Linked DNA regions of Mus musculus: region 1 is linked to region 2. The links are chromatin loops, found by intact Hi-C in ENCODE. Cell type or tissue: heart. All regions are shown on one strand. Each heading gives the region's core, and the rest is flanking DNA. Links, peaks and the distances in the headings are about the cores only.

Region 1 (8,103 bases), core at 3,336-5,835, 430 kb after region 2:
GAGGGACGAATGGAGGAAGTGAAGGGCTCCCGTTTTGCTGACTGTAGTTTTCCTGTTAAGGCAGGGTAGGAAACAAGGCTGCAAAGTTAGCTTGTGATCATTTTTATTAAAGCTACTGAAAAATAGTCTGACGGCTTTAAGCTTTACTTTATGGGCAGTGGGACACCATTACAGAGCTTTTAGGTCTGGAGAGAGCTCAGTCAGTAAAATGCTTGCCTCACAAACTTGAGGACCTGAGTTTGATCCCTAGAAGCCACTAATGTTGATGAGGGAGATGCCCTATGCTTGTAATTCCAGTGTTGGGGTGGTGGTGGAGGAGACTGGCACAGTTAGCACCTGGGGCTAACTGGCAGGCCAGCCTTGTTACATCAGCAAGCCCAGGCCAATGAGAGAGTGTCTCAGAAAACACTGGTGGGCATGTCCTGAAGCAGGACACTTGAGGTCGTCCTCCATCTTCCAAAGGCATGTGGATTCGCATGCGCAGCACATTCAGGTTTACCTGTACCCAGCCCTCCACCCACACACCTACGCAAGGTGTTTGGTGTTGTGTGCCTATAATCCAAGAACTTGGAAGGCTGTAGCAAGAGGATCGTGAGTTTGAGGCTAGCCCGGGTTGCATAGCAAGACCCTGTCTCAGACACACAAAGAAACAAACCTTTAAGGCGGTAGAGAAGTGGGCTTAAGCCGGGGAGAACAGCCTGGCTTTCTGTCTGAAATGGTTTGGAGGGAGAGCAAAGTAGTCCAAGTCAAGCCCTGCAGTCCAGAAGCGAGATGATTAGACTTTAATACTGATCAGATAGTCCATTCCCACCCATCCCATCCCCACCACTGAGCTGTCCCAGTAGCCCTCACTCACTCCGCCTCACCTCTGCAGAGGAATTGCCTCTCTCCTCAGGTCCCTTACATTCCAGCCTTCTAGGCTTCTTCATATCATAAGATGCTATGCTGGCTCTGGTTGACACCTCTGAAATGATCCTTAACTTCACATCAAAGAAATGAAGACAGGAGAGGTTCAGCATCTTAATGGGAGTCCTCTTTGCAGTGGTCCATACGTACCAGGAGAATCGAGCATGTAGGAAGTGTATCCTCTTGGCTTTGCATACTATAGGAAAGTCAGAGGCTGTCAGGGCTTAATTAATGGCTGATTCGGGCCAGGATATACTGTTGTATTCTATGCCCATTGTTTGAAAAACTGGCTATATTGTGTTTCATATCTCAAGCTAATTAAATGTCATTTAAAAATCTGCTTCTTTCAGGCCAAGTGAAGAGTGCCAAATCGATAACCTAAGCCGTGGTCACCAGAGAAGTCAAGGATGTGCCTTTTACAGATGCCACATGGTGTAGAAGGCTACATTACATTTCAGTATTAAATACGACAAACCTGTTCCTCGTTCCTGCCAAGTTCAAGAAATAGATCCAGGGTTTTGCAGAAATGTCTGGGTACAAATTCAGTTACCTGGCTTTGTGTTAGACTGTTCAGAAGACTCACACCTGGCTCAGGGGCTGGGCCTCTGCTCCTCCAAGCTGGGCTCCTCCTGAGTCCTCCAAGCTGGGCTCCTCCTGAGTCCTCCAAGCTGGGCTCCTCCTGAGTCCTCCAAGCTGGGCTCCTCCTGAGTCCTCCAAGCTCAGTCCTCCTGAGTCCTCCAAGCTCAGTCCTCCTGAGTCCTCCAAGTTCAGTCCTCCTTAGTCCTCCAAGCTCAGTTCTACTGAGTCCTCCAAGCTCAGTTCTACTGAGTCCTCCAAGCATACAAGCACACAGAGAAGCTAATAGTTTTCTGTTTAACTGAGGCAAGAAATTTCCACTTGACTAGGGGATTCTATTTTTAAAAGATGCATGAAGCCATTTGTAAAAGAAAAGCAGGTGTTCCCTCTCTTTCAAAAAGCAAATACTAAGAATTGAAGTCCCCCCTCCCCGAGAGGTGGGGTCCTCTGGTTTTAGCTGTCTGAATTAAAATTCACCCGGAAGGTGGGATATAGTTTCTGAGGAAAGCCCACAAATCTGTGGTTTCCCCTCTCAGGGTTTGGCAGTACACGGTAACTGCCACTGTGCTGAGTCCCACCGGTCTCCCTTACATTGCCTGTGTTTTAAAGGCCATGGCGACAGAAAGGGTCCTCAGAAAGTACTCTTGGTAGTAAAATCAAGCAGGACCGCGAACTTCCTATTACTTTCCAACTTTCTGGGGGAAGTTTTTTATAGAAAATAGAACATGTATACTTAAAATAGGAGAATCATTTTATCACTTTCTCCTCATTGTCTTGCTATGCAAACTATTTTTCACTTTAGAGGAGAAAGAAAACAGGGGAGCCATTCAGTCATACTTGTCAGGTGATGTTCTCTTGGTCATGCTATTGAGGTCATCTTGTTTTAAAATGTTTCCCCAAGTTTCCACTTCTGAGATCTTTTCTCTATAGGAGCGATTGCCATTCAGCAGAAACCCGAACACTAGCCCGTCTCTGCGGCACCCAGAGTATTTGCTGCTCGTGGTAGGCAGAGCTCTGTGCTTGGTCCTTTTAGGACAATCTTTCAAGACACTTGGTGCACATGAGCACTGAGATCATTAGGAAGAGCCTTGGTGCCATTGGGGGATGGGTGGTGTTGTCATTTTTATTCTAAGCCACGTTTTCTGAGCCTTGATCATGAACACAGCAGTGGTCTCGAGGTCTCTGCTCCTCGTAACTAGGAGGGGAGGCTTTAAACGTACTTTTAGTCCCAGGTGAGACAAGCATTTTAAACCATCTGCTAGAACAGTTTCTCTCTCCCTCTTTGCCTCACACTCTTTGTCCTCAGATGTTTTATAGCCTTTGATACACTTGCTAGCACAGTATTTGTACAGTTCCTTGAATTGGGACCTTTATACCAACTTTCTCATAGTCTCCTTTTCTAATGAATGCCCCATCGGCTTCTCCTCTTCTTGACCCTCATTGTCAGATCCTCTCAGGATTCCATTAGGATTCTTGGTCGGACAATGGTGGTTCTCCACCCTATGACTATCCCCATCTTCAATATTACAAAGATCCAACCTTTCCTTCTTGGGGACATTTACAGCGCCAGAAGCCTCATTCTGTGTCCTGTGTAACTTAGCCTCATTCGGTGTCCTGTATAATTTACTCACATGCTTCTCTCTCCATGTGAATGAATATAGATCTTTATGAAAGGAAGACATTTTTGTTGAAAATCCTTTATTTTCAACAATTTTGTTGACATCCTTTATGAAAGGAGGCCTCTTTTTTGTTGGGGGCCTTCCTCATACCTAAAGAGCTTGTAAAATAGTAAGTCGGGGAATAGAAGTTGAATTGACGCACTTAGTACTACCTTACTCTCAGTACCTAGAATTGCTTAGTCCTACCTTGTACTCAGAACTCACTCCCTCTTCATTCATTTACGAAGTTGGATTACCATTATAGAAATGCTCCCAACCTTAGCTTATGCCTTGCCTATGTCAGTGTACCACAGACAAGCCATACGCACAGCAAACATTGTGGCTCTCTGTCTGCCCGCTCCCAACTGTGTAGTTCTGAATGTCATGGACCTGGTGGCCCCATGGCATCCTTGTATCTTATTTCAGAGACTCCTTTGATGTGGGGTCTGAATACTTACTTAAATCTGTGTATGTATAACTTCTGTTTTGCTAGAGATGATATCAATTATTACCTATTGTTGCACTGACTTATACGTAGATCAATAGGAGATTTAGATGCCCTTATGCTGTGAGTTTGATGTGATTTCATTAGCTGCATGGTGCTTTCTGACCTTGCATAGACTAATGACTTTTTAAAAAGCACACACTTAACAGTTCAGGAACGCCTCCACAGTATTTGAAAGGGAGGCAATTTAATGTTATGATCAGTTCTAGTTGGTAGTTCTTTAGGTTTTGTGTTTCATTGGTCATAAAAATGTAAAAATATAAAGGTATGGTATTAATGTAACATTAAAATAGCAACTGCTGCCTGTTATCACTGTCATGTAACAAAAGACATTTTAACTCCAAAAAGTAGGGCTACGTGGTGACAGTATGATCCGAATAAATGAAGCTTCATTACAGAATTTTATGTTACACGTTTTCTCATTTTATGCCTCGTATGATAGAACTTTTATCATATGCCAGAACTGACCTAGTGTCTAACTTTTCACGCTCTAGATGTCAAACTGATGTTTTAACATTAAACATTGTAAAAGGGCACAGGTTCGAATCTCCGCCCGCGCGAGCCCCATCCCTGGCCCATGGCCAAGCGGCGTGCGGCTGAGCCGCTCACGTTCCGCGTGCCTTGGAAGCGGCTCCTGCCCAGCGACTTCCCCGAGGAGCCGCCGCTCTGGGTCCCACCGGCTCGGCCCCTCAAGCGCCAGGGGGACGCGGGGGACCAGGGCGGAGCCTGCGTCTGCGCTCCACAAGCGACGCGGCGGCGGGGACCGCATACAGGAGCTGCAGGGTGCAACCTGGAGCCCGAGAGCCACCTCCTGGCGAGCAGGAGGAACACCGGGTCAGCCGGGCGGCGGGAGGCGGCGACAGGGTAGAGAGCGCAGGTAGCAGCAGACGGGTGCACAGCCAGAAGGAAGAGTTTGGGCAGTATAATACATTCCAGTATTGGAGGAGCCCTCTGCCGCCTATTGATCTGGCAGCTCTTGAAGATGTGAGTGCAAACAGCCTGACAGTTTGAGGACAAGAATGAAGGAGTTGAGATTGACGTGGAGTCCTGACAGAAGGATCTGAAGAAATGGGATCACTGAATTTGAGGAGACCTAAAGGAAAAGTTCTTTTCCATACTTGACATGATCCGTTTTTCAAACCTGAAAAATGAGGAAGGGGTTTGGGATAAATAACTACTGAATCTCCTAATGGAGAGCTGTCCAGGGTGTGGTACAGCTGCAGGCAAAATACTTTGTGTCTGCATTTTTAATGAAAAAAAGTTTTGTTCACGCTCTTGACTTTGAAGATGCTTATATTGGAAAAGGAGGTTTTGACAGTTTCAGAGGAAACACTCAGGTCTTCTGAACTTGTTCTGTCAAATGTTCCTTTGCACCACAAAGCTTATTTGTGGTGCATGGAATGAATACGTTTATACAGCTGAGGCTAATAAATTCTTGCTAGTACATCTTATTGGATCCCCTTGGTGGAACAAATAGGAGACGAGTATCGATGCAAAGTTAAAATGTGAGATTGTTTCTGAAAGCTAACCTTGTTTTACAAGAGTGTAAATTTAAACTAGTGAGAACTTCCTTTTGGGTAGCTTGTTTTACCTTTCGCTATTTGCTGTTTATTAAAACAGTACAGGCAACGAATCTAGCCAAACAATGGATAGAGAACAGTAGGAAGCAGCTGCCCGACCCTCCTCCCTTTTCTGAGATGAAAGAAATGATCTGGTCAGTTTACTGATTTTGTTTTGAGGACATTTTTTAATATTACTTTAGACCTGTAGTTCTTAACACTGATAGCACTTTAACCATTTCTGCTCCAGCCCTGGTCCTAGAGAGATGTCATTCAATTATTTGAAGGTGGCTTCACACAAAGGTTTTTGTTTTGTTTTGCACCAATTCTGCACTCATGTATTGTGCAGATCAGGCCAGAACCACTAGACTAGCAGCTTTTCCAGTTTAAGGAGATCACTAGTGTGAGCTGAAGCAATGTCTCTTCATTAGTTTTGTCTGTATCTTGTTATGTTATTTGATTTGTCATTCCTAAGTTATTGTGTTACAGTTTTGTTTTTAATAAAGTACACTGTTTATGTTTGGGAAAAAAGTATTGTAAAAGGCTCACAGTTACTCTAGTGTTCATCTAATATGTTCATCTAATATGTTGTACAGGCAAACCTAATCTCCCATTACAGACACTCCTCCTCTTACTGTGTGGTCCCATCATTTCTAATGTAGCAATGCAAGTTTCTGGTCTCTCTTGAATCCAGGGAGCCCATGACTATAGTTGACAATGGTTCCATGTCTTTTCCAATGCTAGGTTATAAGAGGTTGATTTGGCTTCTGCCTCAGTCTCTTAAGATACTGCCCTAGAAGCCAGTCTGTGGGGAGACAAACAAGGAAAGGAACTGAGGCTCAAGCCTGCAGCTCTGACTGTGCTCTGTTCATCCAGCCATTGCCCAGATCATGAAGGAGACATCTTGGAAATGGAGTCTCCAATCGAGCCCCTGTTTGAAGCTATGTGGAATGGAGACACACTTTCTCTGCTTACCAAAATCACTAACTTCTGAGATAAAGTTCTTGTCTTAAGGGGCACAGTTTTGTATTTATTTTTACACAAAAAATATAACATACGCATGTTAGAACTCAGAAATATGAAGTGGCACAACAGAGCTCAGAATATGTGGCTTTGTCCTGTAACTGGCTGGTGGGTCAAAGCTGTGAGGGTCTAGCGGGGAACATGAGTAACATGGCTGCCAGCCTCAGGTACAGCCGAGCAGAAGTCTTTCATTTCAGATCCTCTAAGAGGTTACTAGTGGGAGGAAGGAAGTGTCCCTGCAAGCTAGAGAGAAAGGCGGTCTTGTTAGGCGGTCCCAGGAAGTATTCCATAATGTTTAAGTAATAAACCCAGTGATTCAGTGATTATGTCCCAGCTTTGCCCCAGGGTCGCCTAGCCTTTTCTGAGCTGTGAAAGGAAGAAAGGAACTGAGCTGGAGAAGGGAACACAACAGCTTTCAAGTAAAAATGGGAAGAAACATAAATGTGCCACTAGTTAGAAATTGAAGTATCTCTTCATTTCCCAGCCTTTGTAGATGACACAGGTTATTATTAATCAAGAAATGACTTCCGGGAAAAGATAAAACCAGGAACAGACCATGGGAGTATCTGTTAGGAAATCAGAAACATTTAAAATGGCGCTCATTGAAGAAGCCCTGGGACTTTCAGATATTTGGGCATTTTCCATGTGGCTGGAGCGATGGTTTCTGCGTGTTCTAGGGAGGCCATCACTGTTGCATCCTGATGCAACACAACTGCCACATCTCTTTTTCCCAGCATAAGGAACGGTTTGATACACCTTTCTTAGGTCTAATGTCCACTCTTGACCAAATCAGCATACTGGGAGATGGCCAATTACGAAGAACTCACCTGCCTCACATGTCTCTCTCAGTCACATAGTATAGTCTACCATCAGAAGACAGGATTTGGGCAAAGCACACGCCGGCCTCTCAGTTCCCTGAGGCTATCAACGGTTCCTTCTGCTGGCTTTGTTCAAAATCGTGAAGCAACTCTGTTATGGCTTTAACAGAAGATGAGGTTGTGATGAAGACTCACCTGGCCATCCCTGCAGCTCAGTTAGGCACTGCCTCTGGCTTTCAGTACCGCATCTAAGCCAGAGCTGAGTATAAATTTTGTCCAGGTTTTCTGAGCTATGTGGACTTGGAGAACCTGAATCTTGAAACCTAAAAGTACAAGAGTTGTACTCACAAGGTTTGGTGGCACCAAGAAACGACAACAGTGGGACAGGAGCAGAACACAGCAGGGAAAAGTGATGGAAGGCAGTGGCGTGAAGTCAATGTGACAACTGGGAGTCAAATGCGAAAGCACAGGTGAAAGAAAGCCTTGTGAGCTAGGTCTCATGGGAGGTAAACTGAGGCAGCAAAGTGAATGTTCTCTCTGGTTTAAAATAACTGCACATCTATACAAATGAAGTTGCAGACTGGATTTCAGAGGCATATATACAACTGTTGATTGAAATTCAGTCTCTAGGACCTGAGACATGCTTTGGAGTTTCTTTAACACATACACAATGCAGAAGATGATAGAGTCCATCAGCTTCTTGCTGTGATGTTCCCCTCGGTGCTCTACGGCAGTACACTACAAATTGGTGATTCGTGTTCACTGAAGAAATTGTATTTGTTTCTAGTAATTAGATTGGAACCCCTGTCCCCAGTCACATGCTAGGCATCAAGAATTAATTGATGACTATGTCCTGAGGAGAAGTGGGTGACATTGTACCTTCAAGCAAAGAACTAAAATTCCATAGTGAGTTGAATGGAGGAAAATGATAACTTTGAGTATTGAAAGAGACTAAGAATGAGAATACGAATAGGAATAAGGGATGGCTCAGTGGTTAAGAGCACTGACTGGTCTTCCGAAGGTCCTGAGTTCAAATCTCAGCAAGTACATGGTGGCTC
Region 2 (8,103 bases), core at 3,393-5,892:
CTGAAATCTCACTGGATCCTTGGCAATCAACAGGTAGACCGCTTTGTCCTTTCTCGGAATCTCTCAAAATCTCTTCCATGGCTTTTTCCAACTGCTCATCACCATTGGAAGCTATCTAAAGGCAGAGCAAGACAATTCTTCTTCAATTTCTTAATTATGAGGCTTAATTTATTAAAAATACTTCATTTTGGAAAAATTAAGCTCTAAATATTCAGGCTAGAGATGGCTCAGTGGTTAAGAGCACTGACTGCTCTTCCAGGGGTCCTGAGTTCAATTCACAGCAACCACATCACATGGTGGCTCACAACCATCTGTCATGGGATCTGATGCCCTCTTCTGGTGTGTCTGAGGACAGTGATGGCGTACTCACATACATAAAATAAGTAAAACCTTTAAAAACTCTAAATATTTAAATATACAGTCAGTAAATACTGAGAATTTGTCCAGTAATCCTAATTTCACATTCCCACAATACATTGAGATCCTGAATGATAAAATCTACTAAATAAAAGAGGGGTTCACTTCACAAAAGGATTCTTCATAAAATATTGCAAGGGCTTTCAAACTACATTTGATGCAAGACCAGTGAGAAGGCTCAGTGGGTAAAAGTGCTCACTGCCAAACTCAACTACCTGAATTCAATCTCAAGATCACTCATGGTCAAAGGAGAGAGCATCCAGAAAACTGTCCATGGATTGTCCTCCACACAATAAACTATTGTATAACATACATACTACACACACACAATCAGACCATTTGAATTTTATGTGTTTTGAGAGGAAAATGGATAAGATATGGCACATTGTAAATACCACTTAAACAATAGTATTTCTTAGCATCTATACACATATTTTCAATTTCTTTATAAACCCATTAGCTCCAAGACTATTACTAATTTTCTTAGAAGTTATATTTTTTTCTGAAAATTAAGTGGGGCACAAGCCTAAGAAAATAAATGGTATCTTAAACAAAATAATGCAATACAATTGTCAAAAATAAGGCACTGAGACCATTTGAATAGAATTATGTACTAGACATAATACAAGCACTTAATAACCTCCTTTAAAGTGTATTTCTGACTCAATGATATGTTTTGATGCCATACTTACTAGCCATGTATAAAAGAGTACTTTATTATTATTTCCATTCCTATTTACAAAAAAGAGTTACCAATTCCCATGCACATATAACAGGCTTGCTTGCTTTCTATTCTTTAACTTAGGAAAAGCAACCCAAAACTTAGGAGAGAAATAATTTTTTTAAAATCCAATTGAAATTAACTGCAAAAAATATAAGATGTACACTTTTAAACTAATTAGTCAACTGTTAAACTGTCTACCAGACTCTTACACATAATTTAAAGCTAAAACTACATAACAGAAAAATCTTTCAATTAAAACCCAGAAGAAAAAGAAACAGTCAAATAAATTTATGTAAGAATTAATCAGTAAGTTTAATTCACATATTACTTTTTCTCTATTTCCCAACTATTTCTTCCTCCAAGAATTTATCAGAAGGTAAATAACCAAAAGATAATTGAGGGAAAAAAACTTTTTAAAAATCAAGCCAAATAATTAGCCTCTGGATTAATAAAACATTAAGTATTTTTATTACTACAAGGTCGTCTGAAAGAGTCAACCAAACCCTGACTTTTATTATCCAGGTCAGTACTTTAAGAAATCCTTCAGTGCTTATCCCCAGATGAGCTCCAAATAGTTAGAAGGGAGAAAGAAATTCATGAAAAACAGTGCCATATTAGAAAAAAGAAGAAACAATACCTTCAGCTGTGGCTTCCCATCATCCTTTATAGAAGTGGCATCTGTGTGCTGAGAAACCAAAACAAATTCTTCACTGTTCAGTGTGGCCACAGAATCAGATGACCCACTAACCTTCTGGAACGAAGCTCTGACCTCCATTTCAGTTCTGCAAACCTCTCTGCCCACATCCACCTGGAACAACTAAAGAGTAACAAAAGAAAAAGTAGAACCTGATTAAAAACAAACTAAAACTAAACTAAGAATCTTTTTTAAATGGTTCATATGAAAAAGAATCCCGGCAAGCAAATTATCTCCAAATGTGGAAGGCTATCTTCTTGGACTAGGCCACTCAAAGAAATGCACTCTCTCTGCTCTTAACTTTCAGACTAACAGAATACTGTTACCTGAAAAACACAACCCAGCTGTACCTCAACCAGACAGATTTACCTCGACTCAACTCTCTATTTTGTTAAGAAATACTACAAGTTTTTGTTTCAATATAGAGAGGGAGAAAAGTAAATGTATGACTAGAAACAAATTAACACACACACATACACAGGACAGAGATGGACAAGGGAGAGGGAAAAGGAGAGTAGGAGGGGGAGGGGGAGGGGAGGGGAGAGGGAGGGAAAAGAAGGAGAGGGGAGGGGGACAGGGAGGGGAGGGGGAGGAGAAGAGATCCCTGTAATCTCAGCTTCTCAGCCTCCCAGGTTTAAGACAGGGAAAGCCTTTAAGCCCAGAAGTTTAACAAGGTAAAAAAAACCACACACACACATAGTAAAACCCTATCCAATAAAATGTATTCAATTACTTTATTAAATCCAAAGCATTTCAAAAAACTTATCTCCTAAAGACCAAGTACCATACTTAAAATATTTTGCGGTTAATGAAGTTGACAAATGAATATAAACTTTAATACTCTAAGATGTGTTTTTCTTCTCTGGAGATATTAATATTTTACAACACTCAAAAGGTAAAATTTCATACATTTGTATTCATGTACCAAGTTAGGTCTCAATAATCATATTAAATGAAATTCCATTTTCTTGCTAGATCTATAGTCTCACAGAAACTCAAATTTCTAGAAGTTCATAAATTTATTCACACAACTAATTCTGACTGAAGATATTACATACTACATAACAGACAGTGATCTTAGTCCTCGGCTACATGCCTGAAGAAGGCTGGACAAGGTAGACATTGTTCCAACGCTTAAACACTAGTGAGGAAGAAAAGAAAAGGAGGGAGAGGAAGGAGGATAAAGAGAAAGTGGGGGACAGTGAGTGAGGAGAAGAGGGAGAGAGTGAAATCGGTCCAAATCTAAAAGTTTAAAGAGTAAAACAGCAAACGACAGAGAAATGGTGCAGAGCGTGGGATAACCTCAAGTAAAGTGGCAGAAAAGAACTCTTAGAGGATGGCCTCGTTCTTAATAGCTGAGTAGTATTCCATTGTGTAAATGAACCTGAGTTTTGCAGGCAAATGGATGGAACTAGAAAATATCATTCTGAGTGAGGTAATCCAGACCCAAAAGGACATGTATGGTATGTACTCAGTAATAAGTGGATATTGGGGGGGGGAAAAAAAACAAGATACAGTCCACAGAAGTCAAAAAGGTCAACAACAACAACCTGAAGTGCTTAAGTGGGGATGTCTCAGTCCCATATGGGAGAGAGAAGAAAGCAATCACAAGTAGGGAGGGAGGGAGGGACCTGGGAGGGAAAGTGGATGGGGGAGTGAGGAGTAGGGTTGGGGAGAGGGGATACCTGATCTGGTATCCAGTGAGCAAAAAGGACTGAAGTCCTGAGGGCCAGCAGAAAGAATGTAAATAGACAACTTCAGGAAATAGAAGGTTAATGGGACACCCCCCCTCACCCCACGGTCCCCCCCCCCCCCAGAGACCTAGGAAGTGAGAGACTCCCAGGACTCAAAGGGAGGGACCTTTGATAAAATGCCCAACAGTAGGGAGAGGAAACTTATAGAGCCCACCTCTAGCAGGAAGACAGAACATCAAGTGAGGGATGGGATTGCCATCCCACAGTCACATCTCTGACTCATAATTGTTCCTGTCTGAAAGAATTACAGGTATGGAAATGGAAAGGAGCCTGAGGAAAAGAAGGCCCAGCAACAGGCCCAAAGTGGCATCCAGCTCAAGTGGAGGTCCCAACAGCTGAAAGAGTCAGATGCAGATATCTGCACCCAACCAATGGGCAGAAGCTGCTGACCCCTGTGGTTGAGTTAGGGAAGGCTGAAAGAAGCTGAGGAGAAGGGTGATCCTGTAGGAGGACCAGCAGTCTCAATTAATCTGGACCCCCAAGATCTTTCAAATACTGGACCACCAAACAGGCAACATACACCAGCTGATATGAGGCCCCCAACACACATACAGTAGAGGACTTCCAGGTTCATTCAGAGATGATGCACCTAACCCTCAAGAAGGTGGATGGAGAGGGGCTGGGAATGGAATATGGAGTGTAAAAAATGAATTACAAATAAAATTAAATTTAAAAAAGAACTCTTAGAGGAAAATACATGAGCAAAAACCTAAATGAAAAAACAAATCTTAAATCAAATAGTGTTCACTGTGAATAAACGAGTAATGTGAGGAGGGCAGAATAGGCAGGCTGGCCTGAAGAAGACCAGATCCTGCACTCCATGGCCTGTCCAAGAACAAAGTCCCGAGAGATGTTCTTTCAAAGACAGCACTTTTCACTGCAGATAAACATGGCTGCAATGTTCCACTTTGCCATTAGGTGGCACTAAAACCATTAATCTTGTCAAGAAAGAAAGAAAGGAAAGAAAGGAAGGAAGAGAAAAGAAAAGAAAAGAAAAGAAAAGAAAAGAAAAGAAAAGAAAAGAAAAGAAAAGAAAAGAAAAGAAAAGAAAAGAAAAGAAAAACCCAAGTTCAAATTGCACATTTAAAAATTACTTTTCAATGTTAAAAATAAAAATTCCCAGGAATATCCAAACAACAGAGGATTGCACTCGTTAAGTACCAGTCATTTACTGCTGTTATGTAAGTAAATCACTTTGTAAGGCCATTTATCTTCCAGGGGTTTTTTTTAACCACTTTATTGTTGTGTCTGAAACTCCAGCTTGAGTTAGCAATTCATGTCTTTTTCTCTTTTAAGCTGCACTTTTTATCCTTAGCAGCCAAAGCATCATGTAGCCTAAGAGTCTTTCTGTGGTCAGGCTTCTCCAACCCACTGTCAAGTGTTTCTATCTGATTCTAAATGCTGCCGTTCTTTTCCCTGGCACACTTGCTGTAGGCATCCTCTCACCATGCTGAATAAAAAACGTCCATGTGTCTCTATGCTCAGTCTCCCAAATTTCTATCCAAACACTAATTCCTCTCTAATTTCCTGACTTGGAATCCAAATCCCTTCTTACCATTTCCAAAGAAAAGCTTTATTGGTATCTTAAGTCAACTGTGACCAAATAGAATTTCTAATGAACTCTCCACACCTGTTTCTCATCCATGCTTCTCTTTTTAGCAACTAAGGCTCTTCTGCTAACTTAGTCAAACCAGAAACTAGATGGCACTCTTGCTTCCCCTCCACTGCTTCACGCATCACATCAGCAATAACGGATATGGTCAGCCTCCTCTAAAACAAGCCCTACCTCTACTTCAGGGGAAATACTCCAAGTAGAAGAAACTGCTGGAAGAGCATACATAAAAATAATGCATATGGAACCCAGCCTATATGCCATGCCTTACTTGGCTCAATATATTCTCTCATTACAGCACCTTAAACCAAATTCTTTCTCATGTTATAGTCGACTCTCAGGATTACTACATCTTCTAGTATTCATTTTCATTCATGCATTTAACACATTTACATGAGTCTCTACTATACACCAGACGCTATACTCATTAGTAAAACCACTGTTGTCTCTGTCTTCTTAAAGCTAACATTCTCATTTAAGATATAGGCAACCTAGAAAAAAAAAAAATCAAGATCACATCCCGAAAGGTGATGAGCATATGAAAATGCTATAAGGAAAATGCCTTTGTATGCTAATTAAAAATTAATTTTTTAAATTTAGATTTATTTACTTTATTTATATGAGTACACTGTAGCTGTCTTCAGACACACCAGAAAAGGGCAGCAGATCCCATTACAGATGGTTGTGAGCCACCATGTGGTTGCTGGGAATTGAGCTCAGGACCTCTGAAAGAGCAGTCAGTGCTCTCAATCACTGAGTCATCTCTCTAGAGCCCCCAAATTAATTAATTTTTAAAATATTTGTTTTTGCATTGCTGTTTCAATGGCTTCGTGTTTTTCATAGCAGTTGTGTACTGAAGTCTCTAAATCTGTGAAAATAAACTTTCTCCCTATATAAGTGTTTTATCATATTTTAAACAGCTAAACTAGGCCTGTCATGAATGTATAAGGCATAAGTGGGTAACAATCTGTTTTTATCATTTACTATCATAACATACAAATAAACGTATTAAAAAGTTAAAATGTATCAAAACATAGGCACACAAACATTAACAGACCATACACAGTACCATTACAAATATATAAAAATGTAAAAATTCAGGATCATCAATGTATAAAATGAACTGTAGCACATACCATAAGCCTGAACAACTTTGCCAACAGCCTTCTACTGATATCATAATGAAAGCTGTGAGTGTGACCTAATCATCTTCATGTGAGCAATTTGTCTCTTCAAGAAACTGCACGTGCTGCAAGAAGTGATCCCCTGACCTCTGTGCAGGTGTCAGACCAGACACTACCTCCAGGTGACCAAAAGAAAGAGAAGACCCATAGGAAGAAAAAGCACTCTGTTCCAAATAGAGAGAAGAGAGTGTCAGAAATTCACTAAGGCAATGACAGAACAATTGCAAAGTCCAGGAAAAGCAGACAGGTGCAAAAAAAAAAAAAAAAAAAAAGCCTCTAGAAAGTTCAGCACCCGGATAAACAAAGGAAACACGGAAGCCCACAAATTCAACAACGCTCTCCTTGCCCCAAGTGCACGCAGCCATCAGCCCAGTGGAAGCCAGTCCACCACCTCACCTTCCCTTTCTTGTTCCCCACTACCCCACGCCCTGGTATTTCCTTGTCTTCTTTCTTCCTTTTTTTTTTTTTTTTTTTTTTTTTTTTTTTTTTTGGTTTTTCAAGACAGGGTTTCTCTGTGTAGCCCTGGCTGTCCTGGAACTCACTCTGTAGACCAGGCTGGCCTCGAACTCAGAAATCTGCCTGCCTCTGCCTCCCGAGTGCTGGGATTAAAGGCATACACTACCACTGCCCAGCTCTTTCTTTCATGTTTAATGGCAGTTTTGCTTCCTTATATTTTTTAAAAACATTTTATTTACATATCTTTTATTATTGGGCCACCATTTTGCCTTTTGTTCCCCAACCCGACATGTTTCTCTCTACTACACTTTCAGTAATTGCTACTGCTGTTTTTCCAAAACGAATGGTAAACCTCTTTTTATTTTTACTCCCCTTCTTAAATTTACCTAATTTTGTTTCTAAACATTCTCATATTTTAAAAGTCTTTGTTTCTTTTCATTTTGTTTTCTAATCTCTTGCTCTTTTTTCTTCCATATCTTTCTTCATTCCTTGGCTTCTCATTTCCATTTAACTTGGCTTCTCCTTTATTTCTCTTTCCCTTCCTCCTTTCTTAACCTTTTCTTTTCTTTTTTTTTAATTGGGTATTTATTTCATTTACATTTCCAATGCTATCCCAAAAGTCCCCCCATACGCTCCCCCATCCACCCACTCCCACTTCTTGGCCCTGGCATTCCCCTGTACTGAGGCATATAAAGTTTGCACAACCAATGGGCCTCTCTTTCCTTTTTACACGTTAATCTTAAATGATTTTTCACATAAGAAGACATTTTTCCTAGTTAATTTTATTCATAAACTTGACACAGCCTGGAATCATCTGAGAAGAACCCTTGACTGAGGAGTTCCACAGATGAAACTGACTTCTAGACATGTCTGGGAGGAGTTGTCTTCATTAGTAACTGATGTAGAAAGGCATCAATACTTCATACTTAGGAAGATGATCCTGAGTATAAGGAAGCTAGCTAGCTAAGCATGAACCTATCTATAAGGAAGCCAGCAAGCAGAATTTTTCCATGGATTTTCCTTCAATTTCTTACTTATGTATAGACATGACTATAATGGACATTAAGTGTCTTTCTTTATCTTGCATAATTTGATATTGGTGGTTGTAGCCTCCCCTCCCCCACTGTTTACATCGGGATGGAGCTTGCTGCTCAATCTTTCTGCCACGCCCACTGCTGGAAGCTGCCGCTTTGCTGTTCCGGAGCCACGTGGTCACCCTGCTACTGGACTCCAGGATTATTTGGCAGGAATCAGGCCCCCCT

The links. Hi-C counts contacts between places; a loop is a spot of excess contacts. Peaks named below come from ENCODE experiments on the same cell type or tissue, not always from the same donor. Only the 100,000 strongest peaks of a DNase experiment are listed, where the experiment ranks them.
Region 1: it touches region 2 in a loop (6-fold over the local background); 5 of 42 quality-filtered maps call a loop at or near these places.

What each region holds. Positions count from the first base shown.
Region 1 is chr1:161,166,456-161,174,558 of GRCm38, forward strand. Ankrd45 (ankyrin repeat domain 45) reads left to right here. Exons shown (of 8, transcript NM_001368766.1): 8 at 1,257-4,052. It also overlaps the pseudogene Gm51252. Among named protein-coding and RNA genes, the nearest start is that of Tex50, 11 kb to the left of the region's middle. In heart, for the core only: a CTCF peak has its summit at 4,463 (motif pointing left); a DNase peak (open chromatin) is centred at 4,456; H3K4me3 peaks cover 669 bases; H3K27ac peaks cover 269 bases; H3K27me3 peaks cover 1,169 bases.
Region 2 is chr1:160,738,974-160,747,076 of GRCm38, forward strand. It overlaps Rabgap1l (RAB GTPase activating protein 1-like), which reads right to left. Exons shown (of 21, transcript NM_013862.5): 2 at 1,779-1,958; 3 at 1-115. The coding sequence starts at 1,916. Among named protein-coding and RNA genes, the nearest start is that of Gm37083, 49 kb to the right of the region's middle. In heart, for the core only: CTCF peaks have their summits at 4,502 (motif pointing right) and 5,291; no DNase peak of the experiment used is centred there.